2 separate regions of the Homo sapiens genome follow, and region 2 is linked to region 1. A link is a loop called in an ENCODE intact Hi-C map of the cell type or tissue named here. Cell type or tissue: ascending aorta. All regions are shown on one strand. Links, peaks and the distances in the headings refer to the core of each region. The heading gives the core; the rest is flanking DNA.

Evidence for each region. Hi-C counts contacts between places; a loop is a spot of excess contacts. Peaks named below come from ENCODE experiments on the same cell type or tissue, not always from the same donor. Only the 100,000 strongest peaks of a DNase experiment are listed, where the experiment ranks them.
Region 2: it touches region 1 in a loop (5-fold over the local background); 47 of 110 quality-filtered maps call a loop at or near these places.

What each region holds. Positions count from the first base shown.
Region 1 is chr5:149,032,199-149,039,194 of GRCh38, forward strand. It overlaps SH3TC2 (SH3 domain and tetratricopeptide repeats 2), which reads right to left. Exons shown (of 17, transcript NM_024577.4): 8 at 6,097-6,292. Among named protein-coding and RNA genes, the nearest start is that of MIR584, 27 kb to the right of the region's middle. In ascending aorta, for the core only: a CTCF peak has its summit at 3,277 (motif pointing left); a DNase peak (open chromatin) is centred at 3,293.
Region 2 is chr5:148,440,486-148,447,481 of GRCh38, forward strand. It overlaps FBXO38 (F-box protein 38), which reads left to right. Exons shown (of 22, transcript NM_205836.3): 20 at 1-42; 21 at 639-752; 22 at 1,484-2,351. The coding sequence ends at 1,662. Among named protein-coding and RNA genes, the nearest start is that of FBXO38, 60 kb to the left of the region's middle. In ascending aorta, for the core only: a CTCF peak has its summit at 3,613 (motif pointing right); a DNase peak (open chromatin) is centred at 3,656.

The sequences.
Region 1 (6,996 bases), core at 2,070-4,569:
TAAGGTCTGATTCCATGGCATAGAACAACAGTTTAGTCAACATTAAGAGGATTGGAATCGCTAAGGGAAAGAAGTGGGTAAAAGGAAGATTAGGGGAGCTGAAAGAAATCATTATAAGCAATAAAGATCTTGATACTCATGCTGTTGTGTAAACTAACTGTTAAGCCTAATTTGCTTACTAGAGATTTGTTATAGAATTAAATAATAAAAAACTAGAAGTGCCTTAGAAGCTACTGGGTTGCATCTATCTAAACAATTTTTTAGGCCACTTTTAGTTCTAAATAGAGAATGTTTTAATGTCAGAACCCATTTTGAAAACAAAATTAACTTGGAAGCCCAGGAGTTAATAATAGCTAATACTTTGGGAGGAAGTGGTATGAAGAACCAGATACTGTTATTTTATTTAATCCACACATTTGCCATACAAGGCACGTACTACTCTTATCCTTTTTACAGACGAATAAACTGAGGCACAGCAAAATGAAGTTGGTGGTTAGGGAGTGGTAGAGCAGGACATAAGAACTTCTCTAATTAAAGCAGTGTTCAAGGAGGGGATGGGATGGGGGTACTGTAATCAGCCATTACCATTTGTCCCCATAACTCAGGTAAATGTAGTTTGAAAGCCCATGATGAGAACACTATTAATAGTACCACACTGACTGGGCCCCCATCTCCCTGGGCTGATCGCCAGATTCCCCCCAACACCACGGAAGCTTCTAATCTCAAAACAGCATGTAATTGAAATCTACAACTAAATTCAACTGGGATAAATTGATCCCAAAGTTTTATAGATCTCTTAAATTTTACAATGTATTCCTAAATTTACTATTTCATTTACTGTTTATAACAACTTTATGGTGCAGGTTTTTTTAATCCATGTTTGTAGATTAAGAAAAGGATTCAGAACTGTTCAGTGACATGCTAAGAATTGCATGGCTAGAAAGTGGTAAAGCTGAAACTAAAACTGAGGTCTTCTACCTCTGCGTGCATTGCCTCACAACATCTGCTAAAGTCCTGAGTTCCAGGACAACTTACGAGAATTTAGAATTTAGGGAAAGGCCAAGAAGCTTGACAAATTGCATTAGATATTTCCAAACATGAAAACTGGGTTAGAAGAACATGGCAAAGCTTCTGGCAATATGGCAGGTTAAAGGGCTCTAAAAGGGCCACTCTCCCCCATATCTATAGAAAAATCTGTAACAAAGATGAATATTTTAGTACATTATTTAAAGAAAGAAAGGGAAATCACTGGAAGCCAGTAACAAAAGCAAAAACCAAACCCAGATTGGCAGGTGAAAGCAGATGGCCCAGAGCTCCTGGTGGTTTCAGCTGGGACTCTGGCCTTCAGAACTGGGGTTGACCTTCTAATGCCCACCCCAAGGACAGGAGATGTGATTTAGACCTGCCTGAAGCAGGGAGCCCATTAAACTCCCTGGAGTCTGAAAGAGTTCAACTTCTGTAAAGAGCAAAGAGCAGATTGAAAAATTTCTTCCTACCTGCCGAGAACACACTTTTCATCTATTTGAGTCCCTGGAAAACATCAAACACCTAGGCTTATGCCACTGGGACGTGTGGGATCTGAATTTACACTACCTGGTGTTGGTACCACGATCCAAGAATTAATAGTAAAAAATCAGTCCTGGATCATTACTCCCTAAGGTTCCAGGAGAAGCAAATGCAAAACCTAGTCAGCAAGGTTTTCTTCAGTCCAGGATCCATATAAAACCCATCTTTTAAAATGTTGAAAATTAGTTCATGTAACAAAAAATACAAACCATGCAATAAAATGAACTATTCACAACGAGAGCCAGCAGATACACAAATAACTATATTAACACTACAAAAAACTAGAAATGACAATAATCTGAAGAAGAATTTATATGAATGATTAAAAAGGTGAAATAATAAGAAAAAATAGAAGCTACAATGAAAAGATGGAGCACTGTGAGAAGAAACAGCCATATATGAAAAATAGCAAAATATAAATCGTAGAAAATGGAAAATAAAGGCACAGAAATTAAGAACTACATGGGTGGGTTAAACAGCAAGTTTAGTCATAGCAGAGGTGAGAATTAGTGAAACTGAAGATTATGTCAAGAAAATCAATCAGAATTTAGCCTGGTGTGACAAAAAGATAAAAAATATAAAAGAACTGATTAAGCAAGAATGAGGATAGAGTAAGTCCAACGTACCTCTAATAGGAATTCCAGAAGAGAGACTAAAAAGAACGAGAGAGAGGCAATATTCAAAGGAAGAAGGACTGAAAATTTTCCAGAATTGAAGAAAGACATGAATCTTCATATTGAAGAAACACACCAAGTCCTGAGCAAAATAAATAAATATAATATCATTTTTAACATGATGTCCATTTCTTTATGCTTACAGGTCTTTTTAAGTTCTCTATTTCTCCTACGCCTCCTTTCTTGGTTTAATTACTATTGACAGTTCAACTTTATAGAATGAATGAATTGAATATGAAAGATAAGATCATAAATTAATGAAATAAAAACAAAGAAAGTAGACAAAAATAATCAAAGCAAATGCTGTCATTAATGAAGTATCATTATAAAAACAAAAATCAATAAAGATGGTCAACAAAAGAAAAAATGATTCTCTGAAAAGACAAGCAAAATGGACAAGGCCCTGGCAACATGGATTTGCAATTTTATAGTTAAAGTTATTTTTTCCTGCAAACTTTGAAGATGTTATGCTATACCTAGCTAAATTATAATTCAAGAGTATATGTTAAGTGTTATATATATTTAAGACAGGCCAAGACTCAGGACTGAGAGTATTTATAACCCACAGATCTTCACTGAAAATAGCTACTAAAATAGATACTCTATGAAGAAGAAGTGGACAACTTGCTGTCAATATGTAATAAAATATATTACACGTAGACACATCATGCAAATAAATGGCTATGAGACCAATGGCAAAATTATTAGTGTCAAAAATAGATTCCACAAGAAATTGAATTATAAAGACACAGGCAATATGAAGAATAAAAGAAGGAATGTAACAAAAGAATGTTTTCTAACTGTAATACTATAAAATACTAGCTTTTTTCCTATGTTCTTTTTTCTGGTTTTGAGTACATTAATTTATCAATCTGACTTATTTTTTTAATTTAGGCACTTAAGTATACACACATACTTTAGGGAGTAATACACAAGCACAAAAAGAAAACCTACACGGAGAAGATGGAGACTTCAGCAAAGGCTGAATTTCTTCTCAGACCCTGACACCCAGCAAACATAGACAAGAGTGACACCCAGTGGCCAGTCGGACGGCAGCGTGCAGAGACTTCAGCGGCTTGCTTGCGTGGAGTTGGGTCATTCCTCTGAGCTCAAAACCCATCCCTCTGTTGCTGTGATTCAAGGAGCTCTGATATCTGGAGAGTGCTTTGGGGGATATGCAAGGAGCCAGTTCCCCTCTTCTCCTTGTGCCACCCCTCCCTGTTTTCTGACTCATTTTCCCCTTCGGTACCAATTGTGCAATCTCTGGTGCATTGGGTCCCACAACTGACCAGGCACAGGAGAATGTCATAGTCCACCTCACACAGCACAGAGGACGCTGCTCTTCAGTGTGAGAGGACCCCTTACAACTAAGCCAGTGAAAATATGATGACTGAATTAATTCAGTAGTGCTGACTTACTGTCATTTGAGGTAAATTAGCGTGAGGTGCAGAAGTCCAAATATAAGTTATGAAAATGACATCTGTCCCCAATATCCTATTAAAACTGCCTCTCAAGATCACCACCCACAACAACGGCAATGACACAAACAACAATAAGAACAAGTGCCTGTGGATCATACACACACACACACTGTGCCAGGCACCATTCTAAGGGCTTTGTGTGTATTATTAGCTCATTTAAAGTCACGGCAATCCTATTAGGCAAGTGCTAACATTCTACACATTTTACAGATGAGAAAACTGAGGCATGGAGAGATAAATGAATATGTCCAAAGACAAGGAGCTGGTAAGCCAGTGGAGGCACAAGCTGCACTCACATGGTCATGAATGCCTTTTGGGGACCCTGACTCCACAACTCTGTAAGCCATGTAGCTACTGTGCTTCCAGAAGACCTACCAATGGCCAGTCCCAAAGGCCTTTCTTTCCTCACTTGGCCCTGCTGTACCTCTCTGATGACAGCACAGGTGTCAGCCCCGCCTCCCCCGCAGCTTGTTTCTTCCTCTCTGTGGCTCCTCTGTTTCCTCTCTGCGTTCTCTCTTCCTCTGCTCTGTAAATGGAGGCATCCTCCAGGGTTCTTCCCCCATTCCTATTTTCCATCCTCTTTTTTCTTTCTCCCTTTCACTGGGACTTCTCACCAGAATGTATTGGATTTCATGTCAGGATTTAAAATCACCAGGACATTTAATGAGAGCTCACTGGATTTAATGTCAGGATTCTAAAGTTCCAGAGGGAAGGCCTTGGGTTCAGCTCCTTCATCCCTGGGGTCCTCTGTTCCCCCTGTGGTAACATGAAGGGGTGGTTCAGAGCAATGTTCTCACCTTGGTTGCCCACCAGCCCCACCTGGGGAGCTTTTATCAATATAATTGCCCAGCCTCCATCCAGACCAGTTACACAACAGCCTCTGGAGGCAGAACACAGGTGTCCATATTTGTAAAGCTCCTGGAATCTTTGACTTCCTGTCCATTGGTCCTCAGCAGTGGCCTTCCTCTCCATTCTCACCCTTTTCTAAGTGCCACCGTGGGCTTCTCGCTGGTCTCCTGCCTCCAGATTCCCCCTGATGATGCATGCCTCCCCCAAAGCCAGGTTTCATTTCCTAGAGAAAAGGTCCAGTCATATAATATGTCACCCTTGCTCAGAGACATGCAGTAGCTCCCCATTCTCTGCCAGGTTAAGGAAAGGGCCCTCACACAGGCATTCCCAGGTTTCCAGAGCATGGACCCACCTTTGCTGCACCAGTGACCTTCTGGTAACTTCCTCCAAACTACATGAGTCGTTCTTCAAGCACTGACTCACTTTCCTACCTATGACCTCTTTTCCCATCAACATCTGTTGAAATATTTTACATTGTGCAAAGCTTAATTCACATGTCCCCTTCTTCATGAAGTTCTCTTGATATCCTTTTCTTCCTTACAAGTCCCGATAGTTCTCCATACCTCTCCAGGAGCTCAGTGAGTGGTCTTCCTTGTTTATAGTTATTTGGACTCCCACATTTCTACATAGAAAAAAAATAACCTTCTGTCTCCTCCTCTCCCCACGAAGGGCAGGGCTTACAGGGAGCTTCTGCCCCTTGGTCTGCTCTCTTCATTGGCTATTTCCCACAAGAGAAAGAATTTAAGTCTCTGTTCAGATCGTTAGACATTTCTGGGGCCACATTTTCCCAGTGTAGGGCGCTATGTTGTGTCAGTGTTAGGAGCCAACTCTCCCTTTCCTCGTGTACTTCCTGCGCCCAGGCTTTCTACTGTTTCCTATCCCCACATAGGAAGCCCACTCCAAAAAGATGGAGCAATACCCGATATCTCTGTCCTTCCATGACAGGGTGGGTGGAGCAGGCTGATCACCTTCTCCTGATTGGCCAGGCAGATGGGTCTGCTCCTCAGAACCAGCCTTTCTGGATTCAAGGCAGAAAAGAGTAAGAGAAACACTCTGCCCTCCTAGCCAATGCTGAAGTCACACATTGGCATTCAGCTTGAAAGCTGAATGAGTGAAGATCTACATGGGACCCACCTCCCAGCCCTATGTGGGATCAGCATGCTGCTAATCTATTTCTCCCCGTGTGTGCCCTTCCTCTGAAGGGGCCCTGTGGTTAGACAGTGTGGGTAGCAGGATCCAAGTACCAAAACCACACCCTCAGTGCCTAACAGCATGCCCTTTGTCTTGGAGTTTTGCTTCCCTCCTTGCACAGAGGAAGTCCTCAGTGACCACCTGTTAAAATAAACTGAACTGACGCATTCTCTCCTTTCTATCACTCTCTGTATCAACCTTGGTGTCAGCATGTGCTTTTCTGGCTCCATGTCACCAGGGCACCCTCGAAGCTCAACTGCAAATCTGCTCAAAGAGGGGAGGGAACCCTGGGAAAGGGAGCCCAGCTCCAGGACATGCTCACTGTCAATACTCACATTGGGGAATAAGAATCAGGATCTATGTTCCTGGTGGGGACAAAGCCCACTTGTCCTGAACTTGTCGACTTTCCAATGAACCACTGAAGCCCAGGTATGACAAAGCCGATGATCTCAATGCTTTCTCCCTGGTAGAAATTCAGTTCATCCTTTTCTCCTGGCTCATAACCCGTCAAGGCCTTACAGCGTCCTCTGCCTGTGGAAAATAGCACACAGATCAGCTACAGAAGACATGAACAGCTGAGCCTCCCATCACCTTCCAATGCAATAGAAAATGAGGGGTTCCCAGACTTTAGAATGTCAAGGACCAGTAACATTTCACTCCCCTCCCCACCCAAAAATTGGCAGGAATGACACAGGACAATTTGCTTTTCATTTTGCCAAACTAGGACATATTTTTAAAAGAACTACAATCCACTTTCACCAAAGAAAAAATGTTTTAACAAACACAAAAAAAGATTCTCAGATAGCGGATATGCCTTAAAAATGAATAAACATAGCTTATGGGAAACTGGAAAGCTCACTGTATTGTCCTGGTTTGTCTGATTTTGCCACTGTAATGTAAATGCTTTGTCATGGTTGGCACAAATCCACAGACCAGTGTGTGAGAACCACTCGACCAGAGAAGCTCTCCATGTCCTTCCAGCTCCTTTGGCCTCTATGACCCTCAGTCTCCCCAACTGGAAAATGGGGATAATAGGAATACCTGCTGCTTATAAATATTAAAGAGAATCAAAGAGATACAGTGCACAATGCCTGGTACCTGGTCAACCCTCAATAAACATTAGCCTTATTACCACTGGTGGAATAGAAAGCTGCTAATGACTTAGAAGGATCTAAAAGACTCCCTTTCAGACTATGGTACTCAATCTGATAAATTGCCTACCTAGGATCTAGCAA
Region 2 (6,996 bases), core at 2,217-4,716, 590 kb before region 1:
ACCCCAAGTACCCCTGGGGGAGAGAAATCTATACTTTAGAAGGTGAGTATTTACAAATGTTTAGAAAGTTAAATAGCCTGTGCAGTACTTACCTCTGTAATCCCAGCGACTCAGGAGGCTGAGGTGGGAGGATCACTTGAGCCCAAGAGTTCAAGACCGGCCTGGGAAACAAAACCTGGCCCTTTCTCATTCACGGATGAATGAATGATCCATCAATCAATTAGTCAAACTGGTTTGGGCTTACAGCAAGCAGTAACCCAAATGTAGAGAATTACACTTTTTAAAAAAAGAAAGTTGAATAGCTATTAACTAGATGACCGAACATGCCTTAGGGAAGATATGAATGGGGGTCCTACAGTTCTTCAAAATATGGATGATTTTAATACCTGCAAGAAGTGGGAGCCAGATGAAGATTGCTTTGCCTGTATGAGTCTTTACTATTTCTAGGACAATCAGAACCAGTGATGAAACATAAAACGTAAACAGAAATTACAAATTAGTTTGATAGCTGGAAATGATTTGAGGACACCTGACTCACTCTCTTTATTTTATATTTTACATTCTGCTTACAAAATACTGCAGAATTTGGCTCTGTCAGCACTCCCACGCCAGTTAGCAATGTTACATTTGTCTTTTAGGTGTTGTGGATGGAGCTCCATATTCCATGATTTCTGACTTCCCTTGGCTGAGGTCATTACGAGCTGCAGAGCCCAACAGCTTCGCTCGATACGACTTTGAAGACGATGAAGAAAGTAATTATGACCTGACTTGACATCTATTCTCTAGTTTAAGTATAGCCTACTGTGTTACATACTTAATATCTTTTTGTGAGTTAGGAGCAGTGCAGTGTTAAATGGTTTCCCATAGAAATAATTTGTATTTACTCACTTCAAAACAGTTCTTTATTTGTGCAGTAGATGTTCAGTGGACTTACTAGGGATATATAAAGGCTGGTAGAAAGGATTCCTTTAGACAGATTTTCCTACAAGATTTTTATATTACCTAAATATTTATAATCTTATTTATTAAATAACTTCAACTATATTGTTTCAAAATTGTTCCAATTGTATTATTCTCCTGCTAGTTATGAGCTGCTTATTGTGTGGAAACTTATAATTTAGGTGTAGAAATTAGGGGAGAAATTTTTGAATGTAGTTTCTCTAAGTGGTAGCATACTTGAATATTTATTGTTAACCAAAGGTTTTTTAAAAATACTTTATAAGGAAATGGATTTTATGAACTACATGTGCATGTGTCTGACTTGCCTTTGGTGCAGTATTTTTACCTTGAGACTTTAAGCATGTATTCTGTCTTAGGCATCAAACATAAGAACAAACTGGTGGTGACCCATTCCTTGACCTATTCATGCATCAGTTACATTATAGTGCAGTATATGGGACTGTCCTATGGACCAGCTTATCAGTGATTTTCCAAATGATTCTGATTATCATATGTATCTCTCCTTTTATTTCTAATTTCAAAGGCACTATCTATGCTCCTAGAAGGAAAGGACAGCTGTCTGCAGACATCTGTATGGAAACAATAGGAGAGGAAATTTCAGAGATGCGTCAGATGAAGAAGGGTGTATTTCAGCGAGTAGTGGCAATTTTTATCCACTATTGTGATGTCAATGGAGAGCCAGTTGAAGATGACTACATTTAATTGGTCCCTCCTCCTTTCCAGCTATTTTGTCAGAAAGCAAGTAGGGCCATCCAGCTGCCAGAGTGCTCCACAGGGACTTGAGGCATGCAGTTGGGAGGTCCTGGCTCGGTTTGCTATATAGGGAATATATAAGGAACATCGAAATTGTATACAAAGATTTGTACATAAAAAATATACAAAGACGCTTCCTAAAGTACCAACTTTATATCATATGTTTATACAATTTAATTTAAAAATTCATTTTAAGGAAGACAGATAATTTGAAAGACTTTTGTTTTTCTTGACTTAATTCATGAAGTATCATTTTTTGACTGAGTCTCCATTTACTTCATTCTTAATGATTATTGTCATCCCTTTAAATCTGTGCCTTTTTCTTCTTGAGCGAAGCTGTTTGAGTAAACCTGTTGAAGAGTGTTTGTGTCTTTTGTGCTTTTTTGTTGTTATTAAAACACCAACTAAACCTTATAGTCAAGACAAGGCTCTATGTTTCTGTACAAAGCTGTAGTTCTTTCTTAGTATTATAGTTGCCATGTTTCTTAAAATCAAGTAAAAAGACTTATGAGCTTAAAAAAAAGTGAGTTTGAGAGGGAAATGGAAAAGTTTCCAGAGTATTTCTAGTAATTTATTTCCACATTGAATTGTGTATATGCTTTATCTTGAATATAAAATAAAAGTTTATTAAAAACTTTTCTCTTGCCTTGGACCTGAATCCCTCTTTTTAAAGAAGAGTAGCAAATACTGCACAGAAAAGCAGTGTATATATAGAGTTGTATCTAAGGTAAGATTCCAGTGTAATCCAATTTCTGATCTCTGAAAGTTTTTAGCTACAAGATGTTCAACTCACATAACTTTTTTTGTTTGTTTTTTTTGGTTTGGTTTTTTTTTTGAGATGGAGTTTCACTCTTGTTGCCCAGGCTGGAGTGCAATGGCATGATCTCGGCTCACTGCAACCTCTGCCTCCCAGGTTCGAGTGATGCTCCTGTCTCAGCCTCCGGAGTAGCTGGGATTATAGGCACCCGCCACTATGCCTAGCTAATTTTTGGTATTTTTTAGTAAAGGCAGGGTTTCACCATGTTGGCCAGGCTGGTCTGGAACTCCTGATCTCAGGTGATCTGCCTGCCTCAGCCTCCCAAAGTACTAGGATTACAGGCAGAGCTCTTTAAGGCAATACTGGGAACAGCAGAATTTTCCAAACTTCTTGTCATCAGGAGATGGCCTTTCTCCCCTTTCAAGGTGAGGAATTAATTGCCCTGATAAGGCAGTGATATACATAGTATTACAGTGTCAAGGGTCGTCAGCAAAAGCTTTAACACCTGCAGAGTCATGGCTTTGTCACTTGCCAGCCAAGTGACCTCAGCAAATTACTTAAACTGAAGGCCTGTGGAACATTTTTATAAATTTTCTCTAGACATGAAATTATGGTCAAAGGTGTAAAGTTTCTTTGAGATTTGTTCAGCCCCTTCATTTACAAGGGCTTAATTGAAGCCCAAGGGGGAAAATTGCTCACTCATAATTAGGACCTGTTTTTAGGCTAGGTAGGACAATAATCCCAATTTCTGATTCCCACTAGGCTGCCTCTGTTTTTCGTGACAGAAATACAAGGATGCCAGCAAGTTTTTCTAACACAAAATATTCCGCGTTAATCAGTGTCTTTCCTTAACGTTCTCTTTTTTTCCCAGGCTCTAAAAATTCTCATTACATTAGGAAGAGTGATTCAATTGGGTACTTCATTCTATTGTCTCCTTATTACATTATTTTTAACTCAGCTAACTTATAATTAGACAAGTGTGTTTCACTATACAGATTACAAGTGTGGTAAGAGGCAGGAAATACAGAATATCCTAGATATTTCAAAGTAATCTGGGATTCCCAACCCTGAGCGAAGACAATCTAACTCTAGGTTTTCACTGTAACCTGTTAACCAAATTATCTAAGTAATGCTTACATTAGCCACAAGAGGCCGCTGCTTTGTAATTTTTGGCTTAGTCATGTCTTTGTCTAACCTAACCTAAACTGTTAGATCAGTGGAAGTACAGCTGGCAGCGCTAAAATCATTCAAAAGTTGCTAAGACTGGAATAGCTGAAAAAAAATCTGGAAGATGCCAACTACGATAGTCACTCTGAATATATATATAATACGAAGGGCTGGAGAGTGATTGCTCTACAGCAAGGGTCAGCAAACTATATAGGTCCAAATGGTAAATATTTTAGGCTCAATGGGCCACATTCTCTGTGGCAACTGCACAACTATTGTGAAAGTCATAGACGATATAAACGAATGGGCATGGCTGTGTTGCAATAAAACTTTATGGACACAAATTTCAATTTCATGTAATTTTCACGTCACAAAATAAAACTTTTTCCACAGCCATTTACTAAAGTAAAACACCATCCTGAAGGCTCATAGACCAGATTTGGCCTCCAGGCCACGGTTTGGCCACACCTGCCATAGAGAACTGAGATATCCTATTCATTCATTTAATTATATCACCAGCTGTTGGTGCAGTGCAGTGCCTGGCACATTTTTTAAAGGCCTTAAAAATACTGCATGGATGATATATAACTTAATATCAGTGAGAGAATTGTGTCTCATTGCCAGGTGTGTAGGTCTAACAGTCTCCCTAAATAATAGCTAGTACCACAATTCTTACAGGGACTTCATATGTAGAATCTGAAGACCTGAGTTCAGTTTTTGACTTCCTCAAACAACTGATGGGAGAGCTGGAGATGGTTGGAACCCCTACCCTTCAGCCTCAGTTTTCTTTTCTGTCAAATGGTAACAACTAATAATATAACCACCCACCCCATAGGGCAGTGGTTAGTTTCCAATAGGAGCCGCCAGTAAACTGGACAGTGTGATGCCAGTGGAGGTAGTATTGCTTCCAGTATAATTTCTTTTATTATCAAAAGAAGTTTGGGTGTTGCCCAGGCTGGAGTGCAGTGGCACGATCTCAGCTTACTGCAACCTCTGCCTCCTGGTTCAAGCGATTCTCCTGCCTCAGCCTCTCAAGTAGTTGGGATTATAGGCACCCGCCACCATGCCAGGCTAATTTTTGTATTGTTAGTAGAGACGGGGTTTTGCCATGTTGACCAGTCTGGTCTTAGACTCCTGACCTCAGGTGATCCACCCGCTCGGCTTCCCAAAGTGATGGGATTACAAGCGTGAGCCACCGCGCCCAGCCAAGTTTGGTTTTGTTTGTTTTTTGTGGCGGGGGGGGCGGGGGGCGGGTGCTGTGTGGGGTTTTTTTGGACTCATCTTTCCATAACCTGTTCCTCATACCATATTCCAGGATAGTAGGAAACAGAACTGGTGAGGCTGTTGAGAAAGAGGAAATCATGACAGTATGAAAGCTAGCATTTTTAAAAGTGATCATTACTAAGTGCTTTCCATACCTCCTGCAATAACACTTTAAATGTATGATCAATATGTTCCTACTTTACTGGTGAGAAAACTCGGTTTTAGAAGGTTACATAACTTGCTCAAAAGCACACATCTAGGAATTGATGGGAGCAGGATGCTGTCAAAGGATGACATCCTGCAGGATGAGTCCAAAGCCTGTGCAACTTGGGCAGTTTCTTGGTCCTTCATAATGAGAGGAGGCCCATATAAGGGTGGGCCTGCCCTAATAGGGAACCTGCCAAGTCAACTTACTGCTGCCACTTAAATTGAAACCACTCCAGCTATGTTTAGCACAGTCCCAGAAAAACAGAGGCTGATTTTCTGATGCGGGAGATGTCCCATTTACACATGGGAGGCAGGTAGAATGCAAAAGAACACTGCAATCCATACAATGTCTATAGCAAGAAATGGATACGCAGCAGCTAAAAAAAACTATATGTGTTAATGTGAAATGATGTTTAGAGTACACTGTTGAAAACGCAAGTAGCAGATTATTATATACCAACATCATTTTATTTACATATAAGAAAAAAAGCCATATGTTATACATGTACATTTATACATATGTAAATGCATAGAAAATTACATTTGAATTACATAAGCCAAGTGAAAAAAGCATTTACTTCTGGGGAGGGGGGTAGCATTGAGTTGGAGTCAAGGGGTATTTTCTTGTATGTATTAATATATATAACAAATTTTTACAGTGGAAATGGATTGCATAAATACATCATTTATGTAACCTATTATTTATATAGTCTAAAAATGTATAATTTATATATTTAGAAATAAAATAAACTTAAGAAGGAAGCACTTTGTTAGAATTGAGAAATCTGAATGTTTTCAGTCCTCTGACTTCAGCCTCATATCAGCTCTTGTTCTTGGACAAATCACTTTCCCTGACAAAGTCTTTCCTCTTCTGTAAAATGAAGTCAACAATCCCTCTTTATATACTGTTATGAGAGACTTAGAGATCTTATAAAAGTGCAGAGAAACTGCACAAAGCTTGCAATGGTAGGCTGATGCTTAATGAGACCAATGGGAGCATATCCAAATAGTGTTCCAGGTTCCGACCAAGAAATATGGGGAAGGCAAACTGCCTTTTTCAGGGGCCACTCCTACTATGAGCAGCCTCTCTGATGGCCTGGAATATAAAGGACCAATGCTTTCTTTGACTCACATCTTGTTCTCACAGTCTATTGCTGGTTATTCAGTAATCCCAGGTTGCTGAATACTAGACAGACTATAAAAGATCAGTGCAGAGGGCCTTTCCTGTTGATCAATAATTTACCAGAGTCTTCCATGGTTTAAAGATGGAAGTTGAGGCTCAGGGAGAGGAAGCAAGAGCAAAGGAAAACAAGAAAGCAAATGAGTGGCAGAGTTCAAACTGGAATAGGCATTCCAGAGTTCCTCTTCGGGTCCCAGGCTGATGTGGAAAGGAAAATTCTTAAGCAACATTGTTCATTGCTCTCTCCTAGCAGTGTCTAACAGGTGAAGGTGGAATACATACATCCCCATAATGACCACAGTTGCACATGCTTAGGACTGTGGGCCTCATTTAGAATAAGACTGCCTGGGTTTGCATTTCAAATCCACACTTCCCAGGTCTGCTACCTTGAGCTAGTCGCCAGATGTCTTAGCTGAGGTTTGCTCAGCTGTAAAGTGGGGGTAATTTTCATTCTAATCTTGTAAGGATTTCATAAGGATTAAATGAAATAGTTCATATAAAGCACTGACCACAATGCCTAGCAGAAAAAAAAAACTCATTAAATGTCAGTTTCTCTTATTGCTATTTTATTATTATTTTTATTAACAAAGATATAGATCTGGGGCAAACTGAAAGAAAAGGTAAAGAAGGAGAAACCTAATCTGAATCCACTGTAACAGTAGTTAAAAATGTATGCAGTTTCTTATCCCTTCTCTCCATGTTTCCAAAA